Linked DNA regions of Homo sapiens: region 2 is linked to region 1. A link is a loop called in an ENCODE intact Hi-C map of the cell type or tissue named here. Cell type or tissue: heart left ventricle. All regions are shown on one strand. Links, peaks and the distances in the headings refer to the core of each region. The heading gives the core; the rest is flanking DNA. Region 1 has its middle 38 kb from the start of KCNA10. Region 2 holds the start of KCNA2 (potassium voltage-gated channel subfamily A member 2).

What was found. Hi-C counts contacts between places; a loop is a spot of excess contacts. Peaks named below come from ENCODE experiments on the same cell type or tissue, not always from the same donor. Only the 100,000 strongest peaks of a DNase experiment are listed, where the experiment ranks them.
Region 2: it touches region 1 in a loop (4-fold over the local background); 82 of 110 quality-filtered maps call a loop at or near these places.

Annotation. Positions count from the first base shown.
Region 1 is chr1:110,551,058-110,563,426 of GRCh38, reverse strand. No RefSeq gene overlaps it. Among named protein-coding and RNA genes, the nearest start is that of KCNA10, 38 kb to the right of the region's middle. RefSeq lists a silencer at 7,759-7,918. In heart left ventricle, for the core only: CTCF peaks have their summits at 7,787 and 8,010 (motif pointing left); DNase peaks (open chromatin) are centred at 7,106 and 7,856; H3K4me3 peaks cover 902 bases; H3K27me3 peaks cover 2,401 bases.
Region 2 is chr1:110,603,190-110,613,992 of GRCh38, reverse strand. KCNA2 (potassium voltage-gated channel subfamily A member 2) reads left to right here and starts at 7,635. Exons shown (of 3, transcript NM_004974.4): 1 at 7,635-7,765; 2 at 8,271-8,602; 3 at 9,048-10,803. The coding sequence starts at 9,211. The coding sequence ends at 10,710. In heart left ventricle, for the core only: no CTCF peak of the experiment used is centred there; DNase peaks (open chromatin) are centred at 5,973, 6,302, 7,073 and 7,482; H3K4me3 peaks cover 2,066 bases; H3K27me3 peaks cover 7,790 bases.

The DNA of each region.
Region 1 (12,369 bases), core at 4,370-12,369:
AGCCTTAGTCTCATGGTACGTTCCCTGCTCTTTTGCTCTTCTCTTCTGTCTCCCAGCCACAGCTCCAAGTGGCTTTGAACTTGCCTAAGTAATTCCTCAAAAAAGTCTTTCTGTGCAACTGTGGATACACGTGGGAACTTGCTCAGCACACGTGCCTGTGTAATCCATAAGTTCAGGAAACCAATACCTTGGTGGTAACCCTCAACCAATGGGGTGGAGATGCCAATGCAGAAATCCTCCTTTAGGCTGATGCTCAGATGGACCATTGTGAGATGCATTCTATGTTCTCCCCAGACCATCTTGGTGGGATCTAGCTCGCATTCCCCACAGCAGTGTCCTCCATAATGCGCCCTTATAATGGATGTTCCTCTTTCTCTCACTTTCCCTGGGGCCTCTCAGGTCTACTACTTACACTACTTACCAGAAGAACTCTCTGAAGGTTCCTGGTACCCCTCTGTTGTTTTATTTCTTCCTGTTCTACATAATAATCTCAGTTTCTACCTCCTTGAAGGAAATTCCGCAGCCCCAAATCCAAAGAGGGCATAATAACAGTAGCAGCTGGCATGGCTGGGGCACTTATTCTGCATCATGGACTGGGCTCTGTACTTTATAGGCCTTACTTCCAAGCCTCACAACTCTCCTCTGAGGTAAGAATTACTATTCCCACTTTACAGATACGCATACCAAGGTACAGAAGAATATGACACCAGTCACAATGACAGATAAGCAATTAGTAGAGCTGGAAATTGGACCCAAATCTGTCAAGTGTCTCACCTTGACATTCTATAGGCCTGGTCCCAAAGCAGCTGAGTGACCCCTAGAACAGCTTAGAGATGCACACAGCCCAGAGATTGGTGTCCCCACCACCTCCTGGCAGAGGTGCAACTAAAACAGAGGCTGGAAGGTGGGAGAGAGCTTAGGGTTGCAGAGAACAATGAGCTGACTGCAGCACTGGGGAGCAGGCCACAGGGGCTGGAAAATGAAGCTGAAAGGCCCAGGGACCAGGTTATACAAAGCCCTGTGCACTGGCAAGAGGCAAGTGGATCTTCCCCTGAAGGTAACCTGGAGCTTGTGGAGGCTCTGAAACAAAGGAGTAGCCGGGCCAGATTTGTTTTAGAAAGATTCCTTAGGCTGTGTGGAGTCACAGAGTGGCTGGGCCAATTGTCCAGGAAGATGATCAAGGCCTGAACCAAGGCAGGTGACATGGAGAGGGCAGGTTGAGGAGAAGATAAACCCAAGACATAGTGTGGGAGATGAGGAAGAGAGTGGAGTTGACAACAACCTCCAGGGCTGGCTGCAGGCAGCGGCACTCCTTCCATTTCTCAGGATCCACTACACCAGCCACTTAAACCAGCCAGTCTGCAGAGCATGTGGCCCAGCACCCAAATCCTCACCAGAGGCTGCAAGGCCATCCCAGTCAGTAGTAGCTCTGGACAACCCACCACTCTCCAAGCCTGGGACTGGGCTCCTTTCCTGCCAGGGGAATGGTTGGGGGCCTCTGGGAAAGGGCGAGGCCTCCTCGAGCCCTATCTGGGAGTCTCTGCTGGGCCATCTCTGCCCCTTGAAGCCCGTGAAATATTTACAACCAGCCAAGCGAGGGAAGTGAGGGGGAGCTGGAGCATGAATTATTGACAGCTTCACTTTCATCCTGGCCCAGGCTGCTGGGCCGAGCCGAGACCCAGGGGAGCCCCCACGGCAATCCATGGGCATTAAGCAGAGTTCTTGAGGAAGCCAGGGGTACAGGATCCTCACTATCAGGAGGACCACAGGTGACCTGAGCACCACACTCCATTCTGACTCCTTGGGGTGCCCAGTGCTGGTGAGGGGGATGTGAGCAGAGTGATTGGAGAGAAGTCCAGTGGCCCCAGACCCTCTTCAGCAAGCCCAGCTGAGCCCTCTTCTCCCTCATTGGCTGCCTCCCAGACACCCCGAGACTGGGCCTGCCAGGGCTTCACTAAGTTCCTGCAAACTACTCAGCTACCTGCTGTTGGCATAGGTCTCTGCTTCTTCTGAGAAGATTCTGGGATATTGTCTCTAGTCCTGCAGGGTGCCAGTCCAGAATTGGCCCTGATGGGCAGGCCTCTTCCACACAAACCTCCACAAACATTCCCAAGGAAACGTCCTGTGGGTCAGCTTCTACCTCCTCACAGATGAGCATCGCCAGCTCTTCTCTGCAAGGAAAGAGCTGGATTGTGCTGCAGAGGAGAGAGCACTGGACAAGGAGTCAGAAGACTTGGGTCTGAGCCACTGCACCACTAGCCAGGCACAGACCAGAGCCTTCATTTTCTTGTTTGAAAATGAATCATGAGGGTGGCACCTCCCCAGCCTACCCCACGGGGCTGGAGGGCACCCCAGGAGATCGCACAAAAATGAGCTCTCCAGACAGAAGTGTCATTTTTGCCAAACCCAGTTCTCTCCCAGCCCTGGCTGCAGCCAGTACCTCAACCTTAGATACCGACAACTCGACAGCCAAAGTGACAGACCACCCAGCCATGTGATCCATGTGATCCGGCCCCAAGACCAAAGGCTTTTTATATTTTTACATTTGTCCTTCCAGGACATGTGGTGTTGGGAGCAGCAGCCTCTGCGGGGCTCCCTCACCACCTGCCTGCCTGCACATGACAGCTCTGTCCTGAGGTGAGGGAAGGAACCAAGATGGGGTTGGGAATGGGAGGATCTGGAAGCCCTCGCTGGACCCAGGAGCATCTGGGTAGCCGCCCCGCTCATCGCTGAGCTGGGAGCCTCACCCAGAGCCTGATGTTCTGCTGGGAGGTTCCCAAGGCCCTGAGTGATGGGCACATGGGAAGCTTCTCCCCCATGCGCCCTCCAGAAGCCCACCTCCTTCAGCCCTGGGGTCCAACCTCTCACTGCAAAAGGGAGCCAGACCCACAGGCAGACGGTGTTGCTACTTCTCACTTGCTTGCCACCTTCCTCCCTGTGAGAGAGCTCATGGCCCTCCACAAACTTTCAAAGTTGGCAACTCTAATGTCTTCCAGAGGAGAGGACAGGGAAGGGAGAGAGGACAGACCTAGAGGTCTGAGTGTGTGGAGGAGAGCAAGGCTGGAGACCTTGCAAATCGTTAGCAGACAACGTTCCCTTTGAGTAAGCACAGCATTTCTCAAAGGAGCGCTGCTTGCCTCTGGAGTGAGATGACTCTTGGCTGTGCAGGACTGGCCTTCCTGCAGGACACTTGGCTTCCCTGGTCCCAGGCCTTTTATGCAGCACTGCCCCTCCCCCATTCCCTCCCTGCTGTACTATTACAACCACCACTCCCTACCCAAATTTCCAATTGTCTGCAAGGGTGCAGTACCAACCCCTGAAGAACAAACCAGTGGAGCCTCCCCAAGCAGGGACCCTGCCTTGCTTTTTAGTACTCATCTCATCAACCAAGTGCACTCAGAACGCACCCCTACCCACCACCCAGCTGACTGACCCAACTGTCTGACCCCAGTGACTGTTGACAAACCTCTGCCTATCAGCCAGGCTTTTTTTTTTTTAGAATTTTTTTGAAGTGGAGTCTTGCTCTGTCACCCAGGCTGGAGTGCAGTGGCATGATCTTGGCTCACTGCAACCTCCATCTCTCAGGTTCAAGCGATTCTCCTGCCTCAGCCTCTTGAGTAGCTGGGACTACAGGCATGTGCCACCACGCCTGGCTAATTTTTGTGTTTTTAGTAGAGATGGGGTTTCACCATGTTGGCCAGGCTGGTCTCAAACTCCTGACTTCAGGTGATCCTCCCACCTTGGCCTCCCAAAGTGCTGGTATTACACGCATGAGGCACCGTGCCCCACCTATCAGCCAGACTTTAACTGGCCAAGTACCTGCTTACCTAACAGGCAGAAGAAGGCCAGATTTTTCCAGAACAAGAGTTCCCTAAACCTGATGCAGATCTGCACTCAGCCATGCGCTCTGGGGTGACAGATCCTCCACCCTCTCACAAGGTGATCTCACTCGCCCTGATTCCCCTTGGGAGTTCTCTGTCAACCCCCTTCAGGAACAGAGATCATTGCCTCTGACTCCAAGTCCCCAGGCTTTCTCCAGTAAAGCCCCACTCGGCAACAGCCCATCTCCTCCCCTGACTCAGCACCCTGCAGCACCTCCATTCTGCTGCCTCTATACTGACCTCAGGGATGTGTCAGAATGAGTAATGGTCCCCAGCACCTCCCCTGTGGGTACGAACATGCAGGAGCAGCATTTCCTGGGGCCTCAGTGGGCAAGATGGGAAGGGTTTTCTTCAGGTGCCCCTCCCCAATTCAAGCCCAGTTGGCTTGGCCTTTGTGAAATGTAAATGCCCTCTCCTATCTACCTTCCCTCCTGCCCAGACCCTGGCAAGTTCTGGCCTTCTTCCACACATGGCAATGTTCATCCATCAATCCCTTTCTCCGCTCATCTATCTGTCTACCTATCTGCCTGTCCCATCAACAATCCACCCATCTCTCCATGTATCAATTCATCCATCCAATATTCAGTATTTTTTGTGCAACAATGATGCCACACCTGGTCATTGTCAGTGAATCTCACTCAACTAGTTCCTTATTAAAAAACTTTAAAATACATTTTGCCAAAATGTATCCCTAGACACCTATTTCTCCCACTCATTCCACACATATTTATTAAGCTCCTACCATGTGCCAGGCACTGTACTAGATGCTATGGGTACAAAAATAAAGGAACATGGTACCTGCTTGCCAAGAACTTACAGATTGCTGAGTACATAAACAAGTAAACAAGCCATTGAAACAAAGCATGATCCATTTTAGGATCATGCACAGCACAGTGTGCCAAAGAATGGAGTCACAGGGAAAGCTAACACCTATCTAGAGCTCCCCACATGCCTGGCACTGTTGTGAGCACTGTACATGCATTAACTCATTTAATCAGAAGAGGGACACCTATTCTAGGAGGTGGGGAGAAGTGATAACTGAACTGGATCCAGAAAGACAAGCAGCAGCAAGTAAGGGGAAGGAAGGGGATGGGGGAGTTCCAAACAGAGGGAACAGCCTGTGCAAAGGCAAGGACGTCACAGTAACTGCAGTGTAGAAAACAACTGAGTGAGTGGCAAGAGATGAGGCTGAGGACAAGGGCGAAGGTCACATTCATTCTTTCCCCAAACATTCCTTCACCACTGTGCAGGACAGAGAGAACCCCAACCTCAAGGAGCTTACAGTTTAGTCTTAGTGGAATGGCAGAGGTCAGTGCACATCAGAAGCTCCTGTGAGTGGTTTGAAAAAGCCCTGGATGATTCTGAGATGTATCCTTCTCCCAGGCTGAGGATGATTGTATTAAATGATCTCAAAACTCACTTCTACCTCTAACTTTCTATAAAAGGGTATATCAGAGAGAGGGATCAAACCATCCTGCCCTAGAAGAATCTGAGGGGCCAGCACTGGTGTCAGAGTTTGGCAAGGTGCATCAGACTCTGCTGGGGGCCCTTCCCTGCCTCCATCATGGGGGCATCACCCAGACCTCCCCTTCAAAATGAAGCCACACACTCCCACAGCTGCTGGGAGTGTTCGCTGCCGACAACTCACAGCTGAGTCCCTCTCTAGGCACTGCCCTCCACTGAAGGGAGCAGCATCCCCTAAGGTTGTACCCCAAGGGCAGCCCACATCCAGTAACTGATCAATGAGAGGACATAAAGGCCTTGGCTTCCCAGCCTTAAGGGCCATCCTAGCTCCAAAGCTCCTTGTGAGATCAACTGAGACCTCTGCTGCAACTGCATCACTGTACAACCTGCCCCTCTGCCCCATCCCACAGATGATGACACCAAGCGCCCTCCCCTACAAACCTCCTGCATGCAAATCTCTGTCTCAGAGCCTGTTTCCCTGGAAAACTGACCTATGACCAGGGGCCATACTGAGCTGGGCCCTATGCTGATGCAGTCTTGACAACCTACCTGTTTGTTTACCCTCCCATCTAAACTTCAGTTCTGACTCGACAGCCCCGGGAAGGAGACCTGCTCACTATTTCTTACACATCACTTATTCTTTCAGGATCTCTATATGGCAAGAGCTACCACCAAATCTCTCCTACTTTCCACTGGTTATAAATTTGGCTGTCATGGTCTGAAGCTCCATCATCATCACCATCACCTTAAACCTCTTTCCTTAAAAAAAAAAAAAAAAAGCTGATTCTTCCTTCAGGAAACCTTCCTAGACTACCTTCTCCTAAATTTGAGGAATTCAGAATCCTGGAGGACTTGAATTTCCAGCTGTTGTTTTGAAACATTTATGTGTTTATAGATGGATATTTAAACCATGCTTATGGGTTTCTTGAAGCCTATATTTTTATATTTCTATGCCCTCAGGAATGTGTACTGTGATTCTTCAATAAAATGAGGAGGGGTGGAGATCCCCCAAGATCAAGGTCTTCCTTCATCTGTGTCTCCCCAAACCCTTCTGCTTGGCAACCACTTGGCTGCTTACAGAAGTGACCAGTGCAGCGCCTGATGACAGCTCAATCACAGCAACTACAGCAACCTACGTTAGCCCTTTATTCCTATCAAAGGCTGGTATGCACAGCCTCTGTAGAACCTCTGGCAGGGGGCCGGCAGGACAACTATCATGATCTCTATCTTACAAATGAAGATCCTAAGATCAGAGAGATAAAGTGACTTGCCCAAGAACCCAGGCCTGCTGACTCCCCACCCAGGGAGTGGGCAGCCCAGTGCTGGCGAGAACGGCAGCATGTGGGAGCTCAGGAATGTGGTCTGCAGTCACCCAAGGGCTGGGAGATGCTGGCAGGCACTTGCGGGGGCACCCCAACTGCCACTGTTTTCCCAGATGGCCATGTACAAAGAGCCCTTTCAGTAGACATAGTCACCAGGGAGGCCTGGGGAGCTACAGCTGCAGGAAGGAAACTGCAGAGTCCCCTAAGGACAGCACCAGAGGCCAGGCCCATCTGCAGAAAACAGGGATGTGACCGAGTACATGGGACGTCACTGCACTACTCAGCAAAGTCTCTGACCCCTCTTGGGCTTGTCCAGACCCTTGGGAGGACACTGAGGGGCACCAAGGGCTTACAGCATCTCTGGAAGTGAGACTCCAGAATCTTACTGAGCTACAAAGAGGGGCGGGAGAGTGCTGGGTCAGGACCATTCTCTGGCATGAGGCCCAGGAGTGGGCGGGCATTTGGCCCTGGCTTGTGGAGGAGCCATCAGAGCAGCCTCTGAGAGCTCAGGGCTCCCATCTCTGCTGCAATGAGGAACACTGAAGGCTCTGTAGCCTTGTCCTGAGCTTGACTTAAGGAGCCTCACTTTGCCTTTAAGGACTTTAGATGGGACTGAAAAGACACTAAGGTTAACAATAATATAGTTAACACTTTACACGCAGCACTGACCCTGTGCCATGCTCTGCCCAAGCCTTTACACAGAGAAACTCATAAAACTCACGAAGCTTCGGGGCAACCCCATGGGGCAGGCACATACTCTCCGGTGTAGGCGAGGAACCCAAGAGGCAGGGAGGTGGGATAACTTGCCCAGCAGTGCCCAGCTACAGCGGGGAAGGGCAGGGTTCAAGCCCAGGCAAGCTGGTCTCTTCTCGTGGTCTGGGGTATGCTTGCCCTAAAACTCAGTACCTAAGCCACTCTCCCACTCGGCTGCACATACAGGCTTTGGCGATGGGATTCGGACGGCAATGTGGATCCCCGTGTCCCAGGCAGCAGAAGCCCCCAGTTGGTAGCCTCTGGTCCGTCCCGCCCCGGCTGCCGGCGGAGTCCGTGACCAGGAAAGGGCATCCCAGGCAGGCTCCGCAGAGCAGGCGGGGCGTCCCAAGAGTGCGGCCCGCTGCGCCGTACCGCCCTGGCGCCCTCCACACCGCGGCGGCCGCCCACTGGCACCCGGGCCTCCCTTTGGTTGCAATAGCCATGACCTGCCCCAGAAGCCCAGCCCTCGGAGGACTGCGGCAGAAGGCAGGGAGCTCCGCGGGGACGCGGGGGCGGTCGCCGGCTGGGCTCTGCGCGGGTTGGCGCCCCACTCTTTCCCACGCAGTGACCTCTGCTGGTCCGACTGAGCCTGTGCAGCTGGGAAGGCGCCTCCAGGGCCCCCACAGACCCCTGCAGACCTCCTTCCCCAGGCCAGGGAGCGAGGACCCAGGTTTATTTCTACAGGGCTGCAGAAAAGTAGAGCCACGTGGAGAGACTCAGATACACCGGCTTCCGCAGCGCTGAGTTCCGACCGCCCCAAACAATACAAACGCTTGTGGAAGCCTCTGAGAGCATCGGTCCACCGATCTCTACAACGGGAATGCTGATTCCTAAGCCCAGGGTTATTTCAGGGTTGAATGTGGTGAGGTTTGCTAAGGTTCAGACTAATGTGTGGTGGTCATGGTTACAGGTCCCCATCCCAACACAGGCAAAGACCTAGCCCACCGTGCGGGGGCTGCTGATCCAGGCACATGGGGCTTCCAGCCCTGCTGCTCCTGCACAGTTCCCTCCCCCTACATAAGGGTACCCAGAAGACGGGGTCCTCAGGCAGGTCCTCCCAGGAAGGTTCTCTCCGCACTGGGTCGACCAATTCTCTAGATGAACTTGGGTAAATTAAGTTCCCTCTCTGGGTTTCTCTCTCCCCATCTCTTAAATGTGGGGGATGGATTTGTGGTTCCTAGGTACTAGACCATCAGTATCCAAAATGCCTGTAAGCTCTTTAGTAATCCAGATTCCTAGACCTCCACCTCCTGGGATTCTGATTCAGATGATGGTTGTAGAGGCTGGGAATTTGTATTTTAACACCCTCCCCAATTTACTCGGACATCCAGCCAGATTTAAGAACCACTGATTTAGAAGTTCATAAGGTCTTCTCCTGCTCCAAGATTCAATAACCTTAGACTTAAAGAAAAGGCCTGGATTAATGCCTGAGCCCCAGTCTCCAACCTAGAGCAGGCCACCCTCCTCTCAGAAGGACAGCTCAAAGACGTTTCTCCCTGTCTGCTTCTCCTTGGGAGGATTTTGGAAAATGATCCCTAATTAATAGACACTCAGTTGCCCTCCCAAAATTCGTTTCCCTTGCCTTTCTTGGTGAGAGAATTCCAGTTTTGTTAAACTATCTCTTAATCACAGAATGTGATATTAATTCTGATTTATCTTAGCCAGTTGTGGTAATTCCATTTCCTTGCCAGCTATTTATTCAGCAATCATGATGTGAACCAGTTTGGGCCAAGGAAACAGGAAGGGAAGTTTGTGGAGAGGGGTGGGGATTAGGAAAGGTTACTTTAAAACAGATACAGGCCAGGCAAGGTAGCTTGGGCCTGTAATCCCAGCACTTTGGGAGTCCGAGGCAGGTGGATCACTTGAGCCTATGAGTTTGAGAACAGCCTGGGCAGCATGGCGAAAACTTGTCCCTACAAAAAAAAATTAATTAATTAAAAAAAAAATATATATATATATAATTAGCCAGGTGTGGTGGTGCATGCCTGTGGTTCCAGCTACTCAGGAGGCTGAGGTGGGAGGATCACCTGAGCCCAAGAAGGTGAGGGCTGCAGTGAGCCATGATCGCACCACTGCACTCCAGCCTGGGCAGCAGAGTGAGACTCTGTCTCAAAAAATAAAAATTGTTTTAGAGAAAAAGAAATACACTCCCTCTTATTTACTCAGATAACTCATGACTGGGCATGATGTCCAGAACTTCAGCAGTTATCTTTCCAGAGTGAGGGGATAGTTTGAGGACAAAACCCCTAAGCAGAATGGAAAACTGGAAAGAGCCTGTTTCTTTCATTACATTGTACAGCTGCTAACTTAGCCAACATTGGAGCCATTTTTCCTCCGGGGCTGGGTTTTCTATTACAACAGAAAGCATCCTCACTGATATACTCACCTTCTCTAAAACCCTTTGCACAGTGATTGGTGGACGGGTTTTCTATACTAGGAATCATTCATCCTTCATGCAATCCATCTCATTCTCAAAGCCTATCCATTTATCTCCTAAATAATTCTCAAATTAATTCATCTTCCTACATCTCCACTGACACCATCACTATGGGAGCCATTGCATTGGCCTTACAACTGGTCACCGGTGTGCACCCTTCCCTCTTCCCAACCATCATCCACTCCAAGTCAAAGTGCTGACCACGTCACCCTCCTACTTCTAACCCTTGAATGGCTTCCTGTTCTTCTAGGACATAATCCATACTGTCTGCAGCCTGCAAGGGCCTGTGCCTTCTGCCTCTTCCCCACCTCTTCAGCCACACCACTGTGTATTGTTTCTCCCTCAGTCTCTGCCTTCCAGCCACACTAGCCTCCTTAGCACTTCCCAGGCCACCTTCACTGAGGAGCCCCTGATGTGATGTACCCTCCACCTGGAATTCTCTTCTCCACTGCAGTCTGCTTCACCACCCCTCTCAAACATCACTCCCTTAGGAAAGGAATCCACAATAGACCAGGGCCCCCTGTTCTCCCTGCTAAACTTTCTCTCAGCCTCCTGAACTTCGCCTTCAAAACACTCATCCCAGTCTGAAATTATCCATCTGCAAGATTATTTGGCCAAATTCTGTGCCCCGTCTAGACTATAAACTTCACAGCTCCAAGAACCCTGTTTTTCTTCCTGGTCATTTAACCCTAGCACTTCTCACTCTACCTAATAGCATAAAGCAAATACAGAATACATGCTTGTTGAATAAACAAACTCTCACTTTTCCAAACAAGTATGGTGCTAATTTTCAAACTCCACCCCAGAGCTTTAGGCAAATAACTCCTCTTCAGAACAACTCTGTTCTATGAAGTCAGAGAAAGTAACAGATGAGACACAAAGGTTTTTCAGATAAGCAGACCAAGGTCTCAAATTTTTCAGATTAAGCAAACCAAGTTCTTGGGCAGTCACTGGATTGTCAACCGTCCTTATGCATGCTCTTTCTGCCAGGTGCTGCTCAGAGCCGAGGGTCTATCGATAACTAGGGCACCGTCCCTGCCCTCACAGAGCTCCCGTCTGGTAGATTTTCCCAATGCTTTCCTCCTTTCTGCCCTCCCCTGACCCAGTTCTCCATCTGTCCTCAGAGGCACTAAAGGCAAGGCAAATGTGACATCAGGACATCATGGGGCCCTGTTCCTGCTTGAGGGTGACTTAGGGACCTTCTGACACTCTGGTTTGGAAGGACAGAGAGGTGTCCACTCAATGCTGACAAGAGGCCAAAATAGGAGGCTTCTGGCCACTCCCTCTTGCCTGTTAGCCAAAGGAATAAGGCATCACAGAGTGTTTCTGATGTATAATGGATGTCTCATAATTGCCTCAGTTTCCCCAACTTTCTTCCTCAGAAGCAGGGATTTCTAGGAGATAGTAGACGGAAATTCAAGCGTCATCTCAGAAGAAGATAAAAATTCTATGGAGTGCTCCTCAGTCCCCACCTTCAGTGCATCTGTTCTTCCATAAGTGGGGGCCAACTTCACTGGCCAGGGTGGAGCCACAAGAACCCCTCAGGCTGAGGTCAGAATGACAGGAAGACTGAGGAGGAGCTCAGGCAATGGGTGGGGTTAAAGAGAGACACTGAGGTCAGACAGCTGGTCAGGTCCCACTCTCATGAGGGAAGTGCCGGGAAAGGGTTGAAGATGTGGAGCTGAGAGATCCCTGGGCATCTCCCAACCATAGACTCTTCAACTGGGCACAATTACCCCAGCCTGGGCACCACAGTTCAAGCTCCTGAGTCCACTAGGGCCTTTTTTTGCCCTACCTGCCTCAGATGTCCCCACGGAAGATGCCCCATCATCAAAGAAGCCTCACAGATCAGCAGGCACTGAGGGCTGGAACCAAAGGGAATGTGACACTGGAGAAAATGCCATGGGCTCCTTCCCCTGAGACCTCAGGTGATTAATCTCTGCAAGGTGAGCTGGGGGTGGCAGCCAACTGGGAGAGAAGGAAATTGGGAGAGAACATTCATTCAAGGAAAGAGGTACTCTGTAATTTCCTTAATGTATTCTCTCTCCTTTCTCCCTCCTCCTCCCTCCCACTCCCTCTTCCCCATCTTTTCTCCTTGCTTCCACTCTCCCACCTTACTCTTCCCATCTCTCCCTCCTCTCTCTCTCTTCTGTCTCTTTCTCTCTCTCAGCTTTCCCTTCCAGCACAGAAAGTCTTTATACAATTAAACTAGGACAAGAATGTTTTCCAAGGCTTTAAAATATCCTTGTTAAAGAAATTCACTGGGAAGAAGAAATTGTGCTTAATTTCTTAGAAAATAAAAAGCATATGGTAGAAATTGATGTTGCTTCTTCCCCTCCTCCAGATCCCCTGCCGAGGAGAGCACATCTCAGGATCACCTGTCAGCCACATCAAGCAGGTGGGGCCAGGATGGTGATGGCCAGACAAAACTTTGTAGTCTCCCATCTGCCTCCTATCCTGCGGTCTGCTTGACAGGTGAGTTTAGGGACATGGAAAAGGACTTTGAACATGT
Region 2 (10,803 bases), core at 2,804-10,803, 52 kb before region 1:
GAATGATCCTTGGTAGGAGGCAATAAGCACGTGTGAGCAGAAGCTGGAAGACCACGGGTCCTTAGGAGAGCTTAAAGCACAGAGTGACTAGTGGACAGGACGAGGTCCAGCCCACAGTATACCCACTCTATGAGAACAGCACAGCAGGATGGATAGGAGCATGAATTCTGGAGCCACAGTGCCTGAGTTCAAACCGTGGTTCTTGCCTGGACTGGCTGGGTGACCCTGAACAAGATGCTTAAGCTCTCTATAAAATAGAGAGGGAGCCACCAGCTCTGGGAAACCCTCCTCCCTGCCCTGCTATCCTCTGATACAGGGGTTGCCTGGTGCATCCTCCTCCTGGTAGTAGTGACTGGTGCAAGGCTGGTCTTCCCTCTTGACCCCTCTCAGCCTCTTGGGCAGGAGTCAGAAATAGCCCCTGGCTGGCCCTGTGGCAACTCAAGTTTCTTCAGAAGTGAGGGCCCTCTAAGGACACCAAGTCTAGGGCTGAAAGGCAAGGAGAGGCAGTTAAGCTGTGGGCACCATAGAGGCTGTGCATCTGCTGGTGTTTGCTGGTTCACAAACACTGCCAGGGCAGCTTCTTTGTGCCCAGCCTGGAGCAGATACCAGTATGCAAGGGCAGAAGAGACATGGCCCTGCCCTCAGGGTGCTTCCACCTAGTGGAAGACTGCGTGCAGATGGACACAGGCCCCTCAGGACCTGGTGTGACAGGTCTGTGTCCGGAGCATATTGTTGGTGGGTGGAGACCAGGAAGAGGGTTAAGAAAGGCTTCGTGGAGGATGTGACATAAGTTGAGTGTCAGAAGAAGTCATTGAAGTGACAGGGAAGGAGGAAGGTAGGGCATTCTGGCCAGGGGGCTGCTGGAGTCAAAGCAGAAACACCTGGAGCCATCTGGAAGCTCACGTTTCTTGACACCTTCCTGGAAGTCACTGAGATAAATACCTTGTGCCCACTATCTCATTTAATCCTCAGAGCAAGCATTGGGCATTATTAATCCCATTTTACAGATTGGAACCTGAGACTCAGAGAGGAAAAACACCCCACCTAAGGTCATGTGAATGGCAAGCAGTGGAGGAGGGGCTCCACCCCAGGCCTGTCTGACTTCAAGTCTTAACCTGACCTGTCTGTTTTAAGCCAGTTAGAGCTTTCGAGGCAGTTTAATGTGATGCCAGTGTGGACTTCCAGGATGGAGGTTTAGAGGGAAGACAGGGGAACATCAGATCATGAAAGGCTTTGCTCGCTTTTTAGGAAATGCAGGTTGATCCTAGCAATAGGGCACCAATGAGTAGTTGAAGAGGTGATAGATCCTACCTGCACTTTAGTGGGGTCTCTATAGCAACTGTGGGGAGAAGAGACCAGAGGGGAACAAGTCTGAAGACAGGACCAACAGGGGTTGCAGTGACCCAGACTGTGCCTGCTGGTGGCTTGAACCAGGGCGGCGTGGGGAGGGAGAGGGAATCAGAGAGAAGCAAACAGACACCAAGGCCAAGTGATTGGCTGCATGTGGAGTGTGTCGGGTGAAGGAGGAAGAAGACAGTTGATAAGGACATCCAGGCTTCTGGTTTGGGCAACTGGGTGAATGTTGTTACCAGTGTGTTACAATCACCTACACTATTCAGCACAGTAACATGCTGTACAGGTTTGTAGCCTAGGGCAAAAGGCTCTACCATACAGCCTGGGTGTGTGGCAGGCTATGCCATCTACGTTTGTGTAAGTACACTCTACGATGTTTGCACAACGATGAGATCACCTGACACATTTCTCAGGATGTGTCTCCATCGTTAGGTGACGCGTGACTGTACTTCCACCACCTTGCTGTACTGCCTTTGAGTATTAGCAGCAGGGGGCCTCATGGTAAGACAACGAGCACACTGCTTGAACCAGAGCAGCAGCTCCAAACCATGAGGGAGGGACTACCCTCATTAGCCATTCCTTAACATGTTCTTTTATTTTATTTATTTATTTATTTGAGACAGGTTCTCACCCTGTCACCCAGACTGTCGTGCAGTGGTGCAATCTCAGCTCACTGCAACCTCCACCGCGCTGGGGCTCAGCTGATCCGCCTACCTAAGCCTCCTGAGTAGCTGGGTCTACAGGCATGCACCACCGTGCTGGCTAATTTTTGTATTTTTTGTAGAGATGGAGTTTCACCGTGTTGCCCAGGCTGTTCTCAAATTCCTGGGCTCAAACAATCCACTTTCCTCAACCTCCCAGAGTGTTAGAATTACAGGCATGGACCACTATACCCAGCCTTTTTTTTTTTTTTCAAGACAGGATCTTGCTCTGTCTGCCAGGCTGGAGTGCAGTGGCACAATCATGGCTCACTGCAGCCTCAAACTCCTGGGCTCAAATGATCCTCTCAACTTAGCCTCCCGAGTAGCTGGAACTACAGGGACATGCTATTATGCCCAGCTAATTAAAAAAAAAATTTTAGAGGTGGAGCCTTATGTTGCCTAGGCTGATATTGAATTCCTGGCCTCAAGCAATCCTCCCACCTCAGCCTCCCAAATTACTGGGATTATAGGCATGAGCCACCTTGTAATAAAAGAACATATTCTTTTATTTAGCCAGTATTGCGGTGGGATGAGTGTGTAGCAGCTCATTCAAGACAGGAGCCAAGGCCCAGGCCTCCATGAAGGGGCCCCTTAGAGGCAGCTGAAGTTAATCTGAGAAGCCTTCCTGCAGGAGGCTGACCTTGACTTTGGAGGTAAGTAGTGGGCTGGAGTGGAGGCCCATGCCACTTCCAAGGGAAGTTCTCAAATGTCAGGCAGATGCACAACACAACATCAGCAACAACAGTGACATTAACAGAGTCCTGTTCCACACTGACCAGGCTTTGCTTCTCCATGCACCTCCATGGGTATTATCCTCTGTAGTCCTAACCAATGAGATGTTAACACACACTAACAATGAAGGTCCCTTTCCTTCCTTCCTTCCTTCCTTCCTTCCTTCCTTCCTTCCTTCCTTCCTTCCTCATTCTGTCTTTAAGCCCTATGAAGCAAGGGGGTGGGCGGGGCTAGTGTCCTACCTATTTTATAAGTAAACTGCTACTCAGAAAGGTCAAGTGAGTGAGCTTGGGTCGCACAGACCACGGCCCTGGTCAGATGCCTTGCCTTGTCCTCCCCTTTGGGAGCCTTTGGGTCCTGACTCTTGCACCACCACTGCCTCAAGTCCCTCAGTTAAGGTATGAACAGTTAATCACCAGCACCAACTCCCTTCTAAACCAGATTGCCTGTGAGGTCAGGTTGCCTCCAGGAGAGACGACCCCTGGGGAATCTCTGTTCCTGAGACCAGAAATTGAGCCCAGAGGCCTGGCACTGAGCTAACAGTAAAAGTGGGCAGTAGAATGGCATGGTGACTTATAAAGTCACACAGTCTTGATCTGTTCCAGCCTCACTACTAACCAGCTAAATTACCTTGGTCCTCTCTGAGCTTCAGTATCTTCATCTGTAAAACAGAGACAATGATATCTTTCCCACTGGCTGGTTGCAAGGATTAAATCAAATGATCTCTGGAGGGCTGTCAGCCCAGTGTCCTCCTGCCCTGCCTACCTGTGAGTGAGTGGGGACTGTGCCAGCACATGGGTGGATGGGCTGGTGGGGAGCATCAAGCAGAGGCAGCAGTCATGCCAGGAAGGGGAGCTGGTTCCCTGGGAGTGACACCTGAGAAGATTCACAAATGGGAAGAACTAAGAGATTCTCCCTCCAGTCCCTCTGTGTGGGTGTGGGTGTGTATGCATACACAGTCATAAACTCTTCTTTTAAGATGACTGTAGTCACCAGTCACTCACTGTGACAGCCACCACAGCCCTTCCCTCTGCTGAAGGCAGGGCCTGGCTCTCAAGCAGGAAACCAAACCAAAGGGAAGGGAGTGGTCTTTGGGGATTTTCACCATGCCCCAGGGAAAGGATCAAAGGACACTCTGGCTGCTATTGTGTGGCCAAAAATAAGAAATGGAGCCCACCATAGAACTGGAAAGGGGGCTCAGTTAAGTTAGCTGGCTGTCCATTCTTTATAGCTAATTTTGTCCTTACTACCCTGTAAAGTAGCTTTGCTCTCCCATTCGACCAACTAGGAAACGAACAGTAGGAGGCTCAGAGAGTGTCAGTAACTTGCTCAAGTTCATACAGCTAGCAAGTGTTAGTGCCGGGAATACGGCCTGTGTTCTTTTCCTATACAGCACTGCCAAACCAAGGTACTGACAGACACTTTTCAGGGCAGAAGCCCTGAAATGTGCCTAAACAACTGTTATGATGGTTCTTTTTTTTCCCCCTTCTTTAGTTAATTTCTTTTTTTGTCATTGTTCACATTTAAGTTTAAAGGATAGAGACAGGACAACATACCCCTGAGGCCAAGTCACAAAATAGAAGCAGAGGTCAGAGGAAGATCTCAAAGAGGGAAATGAAATTCAAGAGCTGCTCATTCCACCTGCACAGTGTGGTGTGGGGGCTAAGGGCACATGTCCTAGAATCACAAAGACCTAATTCCAGTCCTAGAGTCACCATTTATTAACCTCAGGCAGGTGATTTCACCTCTCACTGCCTCCATTTCCTTTCCAATGAAATGGTACTAATGTATACATTGACTTCTAGGGCTGTGAGAATTAAATGTTGCCCTGGGTAAGAAGTGCTTAGCACAGGGTCTGACACATGGTAAGCCCATGTCACCAATTATGACGATTGATTTTCCTTCAAGGGCTTTTCTCTGTCCACAGCTTCTGTTTTCAAGAAGGAAGGCAAAGGAAATGTATACATATGATCAGATGGATAGAGTATCTGACTTTGGCCACACAGGATTATCTGACTTTAAATGACACGAGAACCCAGTGTGCCAAATAGGAGAAACAGAGCCCCTTGGTGCTGGTCAGGGGAGGCTTTCAGAAGGAGTATATAGGGAAGGGAACTGGAGGTCAATTTGGTAGAGGGGTGGGAATGGTGAGATCTCAAGGAAAGTAAAGGGCGGGGCAATCTGGGAAGCAGAGGGAATGGGGCAACAAGGACCTGGTGATTGGGAGCCTAGAGAAACACCCCAGAGCTAAGCTGGAAGCTAAGAGCTATGAGGAGAGTTTCACAAGGAAGCAGAGCAGCGAAATCATCATGCATTCAGTGTCTGCTGGATGCTAAACTCATTCAACAATTAAAACCTCACCACACCCTTAGGGGCATCCTGATTTTTCAGAGGAGGGCACTGGTGCCCAGAGAAGTGAAATAACTTATCTAGTAACTGTTAGGGAGTTACGTTTCCATCTGACTGCCTCCAAAACACCCAAGCCGTTCACTGACTGGGACACTAACAGGCCAGGTTCAAGGTGCTCTAAACCATACCAGCCCTTCTCTATAGTCATCTGTCATCCTTTGGGCCCACGGAGGTCACTGCCCTCCCAGACCACCCCCTGCAGCTCTAGGCAGGCTCCCAGTCTTCAACCACACCTCACAGACTACCACGATGAAACGCCAGAATCCGGAGTCCCGCTTCATGGGCTTTCAGGGCTCTCCCCACGAGGTACACGCATAGAGAGGAGGGTTTCCCGGCCGGAGGGTAGGGGGGAGGGCCCAGTGGGGACTTCCTGGTGCTAGAGCCCATCTGAATCCAGAGCTCCGTGTCTACCGCAGTCTTATCTCAAGGAACCACCACTGTTTGGCACACCTGTCTAGGTGACCCTGACAGGGACCTGGAGAACAGAACTAGCAGGGGCTTGAGGCTGTCGTCTGCCTCCCAAAAGCACCCTGGACCTTCTCGGATGCCCTATCTAGGCAGAAAGTAGGCTGTGCCTCCCACACACATTTCCCGAAAGCAAAGGGCATCCTCGTCTGCCCACCTAGGGTGCTGTAAGCTGCACTCCTAAGTTCAGAGCCCTGTGGGCCACCTGGCTTTGCAAGTTCTGCCAGAGGGCCCGTTTTGTGAGTAGCTGACCATTCCCAAGGGCAGCGGCGTGTCCCCCAGCCTTCCCTGCCCGGGCCCTGGGGGAGGGAGTCGGGGAGTGGAGAGGGCCAGCCCTGCAGTGCTGCCTGTTCCTGCGGCTCCTCTCGGTGGGGGCGAACACAGCAGAAGAGTTTCTGCCACACTGCGGACCGCACCTGCTGCATTTCCCTGCGAAGCCAAATCTTTGCTGGGTAACAGGGAGGTGGGAAGCCGATCTGGAGAAGGGGTCGCGCTGGCGGGAGAAAGGGCAAGAAAGGGGTCTGCAGATCCTGTCTGGAGGCACCACAATAATAGCAACACGTCTCTCCCGGGGCTGGATCCCGCTGTGGGCCTGGGGTAGCTGCTATTGATTATCTCCTCCTTGCCTACTTCATTACGTTGGCAGGAGCCTCTCACCAGTGCCCCTCAACTTCTGCCCTCCCCCATCTCCCCGGCCCGGCAGCACCCAGCTGAGCTCTCCTGGAGGTTCTGGTTAGTAAGTCGGGCTCTGCCAAAGAATGTTTTCCTCGCGGGGCGGGGGCTGAGGCCCGGGGGCCCAACGAGGTGACGAGCTCGGTGGCGGCGGAGGGCAGCTTGTCGCCCCGGCCCCGGCCCCGGCCCCCGCCGGCCCCTTTAATTCGAGTTCGCCGTCGAGCCAGGTGCGGCGCTGCGTGGCGCGGTGCGGCTGCGGGCGGCGGCCGGGAGCTCCGTACGCGCCGCCCGCGGGACTGCAGAGCCGGCTCCCGGCTGGCCGCCCGCACCCCGCCGCCGCCCGCTGCCGGGGTTCTGCCGGCGCTGGCCGTAACCTAGGAACATGGAGGCCCCGGTGCCCATCCGGAAGGGTAAATCCGTGTCGGGGCGTTGCGCGGCGCGTGCTGCCTTCCCTGCCCGGCTGCGGCGCCCAGAGGGGCTGCGGGGCACCCGGCGGCGCAGCCTGCAGCGCAGCAGGCTTGGGCTGAGTCCGCGGCGGCAAGCCCTTGCCGACCACTGCCGTCTGCTCGGCAGGTCCCAGACCGGGGAGATCAAGGGGAACTTGCACCCTGCTCAAGAAGAGTGCACAGAATGGGCTCGGGACCCTCTGGGGTTTGCGTGGCGCGGGGCGGAGGGCACGGAGAGGAGCTGGTGGGTGGTGGGAAGTGCAGCTGGCAGCATAACCATGTCTGGTAAATAGCGCGGGTTGGTAGGACCTGAACCACTTGGGACGGCCGGGCTGCATTCGCCTCTTCGGCACAGAATAACAAACGGCTTTGCTGCAGAGAGGGCTTTCCCCTTCGCTGGGGCCGTGGGCTGCCGCCGAGCCCCCGCGCTTAAAAGGAAGCTGAGATCTGGGGCGGCAGCCTGGCGCAGGCTACTCCCCACCCCCAGAGATCAGGTTCCGGGATTTTGGGTTGGACACTGAGCCTCGGCGGTCCCTCGGCTGGACGCCGGGGGCTTAAGAGCTGAACTGCGCTTGGGCCCGCAGCAGGAGCCGACCGCGCGGGCAGGAGGGGGTTAAGGTGGCGCTAGCGGCCGCGGCCAGCGGGAGGGTCTGGTCCTCTGCGCGGAGGCGAGCGCTGAGTGCGCCGAACGGAATCCCGGCCGGAGCCCGGGGCGATGGGGAGAGGGCCCAGACCCCTCCCCGCCCTGGGGCCGGCGGGATTGGGTCGGCAGGGGGCCAGTCCGGAAGCCGGCTTCCTCCAGGCTCCCCCTCTCGCTGCTGCCAAGCCGCCTCGCAGCTAGGCAGGCGGAGCGTTTATTCTGTGCTCCCTGCCGAGGAGATGTGAGGGATTTTCTCTTGGGGGAGAAATCAGTGGTCGAGCGCCTGCCCAGCTCAAATGCCACCCGGCTCAGAGGGAGGCCTGCGGCCCAGGGATCCCGGAGGGAGAGTAAGTTCATCCAGTTTTCGTACAGTGCAGACTTTGTTGTGTGGGGTCTCCCTAGATGCGCTCTGAAGGAGTGTGTGTGCTGGGGGGTGGGGTGCTTCTTTTCCAGGACTGGCTGAGGTCAGAGCTTGTAGACAGGCTGCAGTGAGCTAAGCCCTCCTCTTGGGAGCTGCTGTGTCCTGACATGTGGGGGTAGGAGTGCTTCTTCCAGAGTCCTTCCTGAGAGCAGCTGGGGACTAGCAACCTGGATCAACCCAGGGAGGCCCCTGGAGAAGGCAGGCCCAGCCAAGCCTGAGTCTTGCTCCCTGGGAGAAAATGCTTCAAGCTGATGGGAAGCCTGCCCAGAAGAGGCAAGGAGGCTGAGGGATAGTCCTCAGGCCTGGCATCAGAATAGAGGATGGGCATGGGGGCCTGTTACCTCCCATGAGGGAAGCTGCCAGACCCTCCTAAATCTTGGCACCAGCTGGTTCAAATGCCCTGGTTCCACCTTGCTGCTGTTTTTTTCCAGGCAACGTCACACCTCCTGAGGACAGCCAGGACTCCAGCTTTTGCTGAGCTTTGCATCTTGCCTCCTTCCTTCAAAAGGCTCCAGGCCCATGCTCGGCTGTCTTCAAGTCCCGCATGCCCCTGGCCAGGCACCTCACCGCCCCTCCAGCCCAGCCCAATCCTAGAGCTCACCTCCAGGACCCAGAGTCTGCCCTTCTGCCCAGAATGACTCACCATTATTTCTAGCTCGAGTGAGAAGACGTGATGAGGAGTTGGGCTGCCTGTTGGTGCATCTCAGATTCCTGCAGCATCTGATCAGCTCTGCAAGGAAGAGAGCTTCACGTCTCTGGTCAGGTAAATCAATCTATCATTTAATAACAGCCTTGTGTAGAATCACTGGGGTGGAGGCCAATGAGAAAGACCCAGGCCCAAGCTCCCCAACCATGAATACCTCCCTGGGTATGAGTATCTGAGACATTAGTGCAGCACCTGGGAGAGGGTCCACTTTTAACCTATTAGCATGGGGTTATGCTCCATGAAGCCTGTGTGCTACAAGCGGGCCTGTACCAGCCACCTTCCCCCAATGCAGGGCATTCCAGAGGTTCCTGGAGAGATTGCTACCTGCTCCCCCTGATCCCCAGACAAGTTACAAGGTGAAAGTAAATTTTGCTTTGTCGTTGTGGTGGTGGTGATCATGTGTCTGAACTCTTGGCTGAGAGATGGGAGACAAAAAGTGGCAACCCAGGTCAGGCTGCCAATGCTGAGTAGCCTCATGTCAATAACTGCCTCTGTCTTTCAGCCAAGCGAGGCTGTCTCTCCAGCTCTCAGAGAGCTCTCGGGGCTCTCCTGCAGGAGACCAGGCCAATGCTCCTGTGCTTCCTGGGGCCAGTAGCAGCACCCTGAGCTCCCTGCCACCAGGCAGCTGAAAGGCATAGCGTGAGGTGCTTCTCTCAGTCCCAATTATGACAGTGGCCACCGGAGACCCAGCAGACGAGGCTGCTGCCCTCCCTGGGCACCCACAGGACACCTATGACCCAGAGGCAGACCACGAGTGCTGTGAGAGGGTGGTGATCAACATCTCAGGGCTGCGGTTTGAGACCCAGCTAAAGACCTTAGCCCAGTTTCCAGAGACCCTCTTAGGGGACCCAAAGAAACGAATGAGGTACTTTGACCCCCTCCGAAATGAGTACTTTTTCGATCGGAACCGCCCTAGCTTTGATGCCATTTTGTACTACTACCAGTCAGGGGGCCGATTGAGGCGACCTGTGAATGTGCCCTTAGATATATTCTCTGAAGAAATTCGGTTTTATGAGCTGGGAGAAGAAGCGATGGAGATGTTTCGGGAAGATGAAGGCTACATCAAGGAGGAAGAGCGTCCTCTGCCTGAAAATGAGTTTCAGAGACAAGTGTGGCTTCTCTTTGAATACCCAGAGAGCTCAGGGCCTGCCAGGATTATAGCTATTGTGTCTGTCATGGTGATTCTGATCTCAATTGTCAGCTTCTGTCTGGAAACATTGCCCATCTTCCGGGATGAGAATGAAGACATGCATGGTAGTGGGGTGACCTTCCACACCTATTCCAACAGCACCATCGGGTACCAGCAGTCCACTTCCTTCACAGACCCTTTCTTCATTGTAGAGACACTCTGCATCATCTGGTTCTCCTTTGAATTCTTGGTGAGGTTCTTTGCCTGTCCCAGCAAAGCCGGCTTCTTCACCAACATCATGAACATCATTGACATTGTGGCCATCATCCCCTACTTCATCACCCTGGGGACAGAGTTGGCTGAGAAGCCAGAGGACGCTCAGCAAGGCCAGCAGGCCATGTCACTGGCCATCCTCCGTGTCATCCGGTTGGTAAGAGTCTTTAGGATTTTCAAGTTGTCCAGACACTCCAAAGGTCTCCAGATTCTAGGTCAGACCCTCAAAGCCAGCATGAGAGAATTGGGCCTCCTGATATTCTTTCTCTTCATAGGGGTCATCCTTTTCTCTAGTGCTGTGTATTTTGCAGAGGCCGATGAGCGAGAGTCCCAGTTCCCCAGCATCCCAGATGCCTTCTGGTGGGCAGTCGTCTCCATGACAACTGTAGGCTATGGAGACATGGTTCCGACTACCATTGGGGGAAAGATAGTGGGTTCCCTATGTGCGATTGCAGGTGTGTTAACTATTGCCTTACCGGTCCCTGTCATTGTGTCCAATTTCAACTACTTCTACCACCGGGAGACAGAGGGAGAGGAACAGGCCCAATACTTGCAAGTGACAAGCTGTCCAAAGATCCCATCCTCCCCTGACCTAAAGAAAAGTAGAAGTGCCTCTACCATTAGTAAGTCTGATTACATGGAGATCCAGGAGGGTGTAAATAACAGTAATGAGGACTTTAGAGAGGAAAACTTGAAAACAGCCAACTGTACCTTGGCTAACACAAACTATGTGAATATTACCAAAATGTTAACTGATGTCTGATTGAAACCTATTACCGTACTCACAGCTCAATGGAACTAATGCAGATGTTGCATAATAGCCTGCATTGTAGTCAGTGTGTTCTACAGTGTGTAT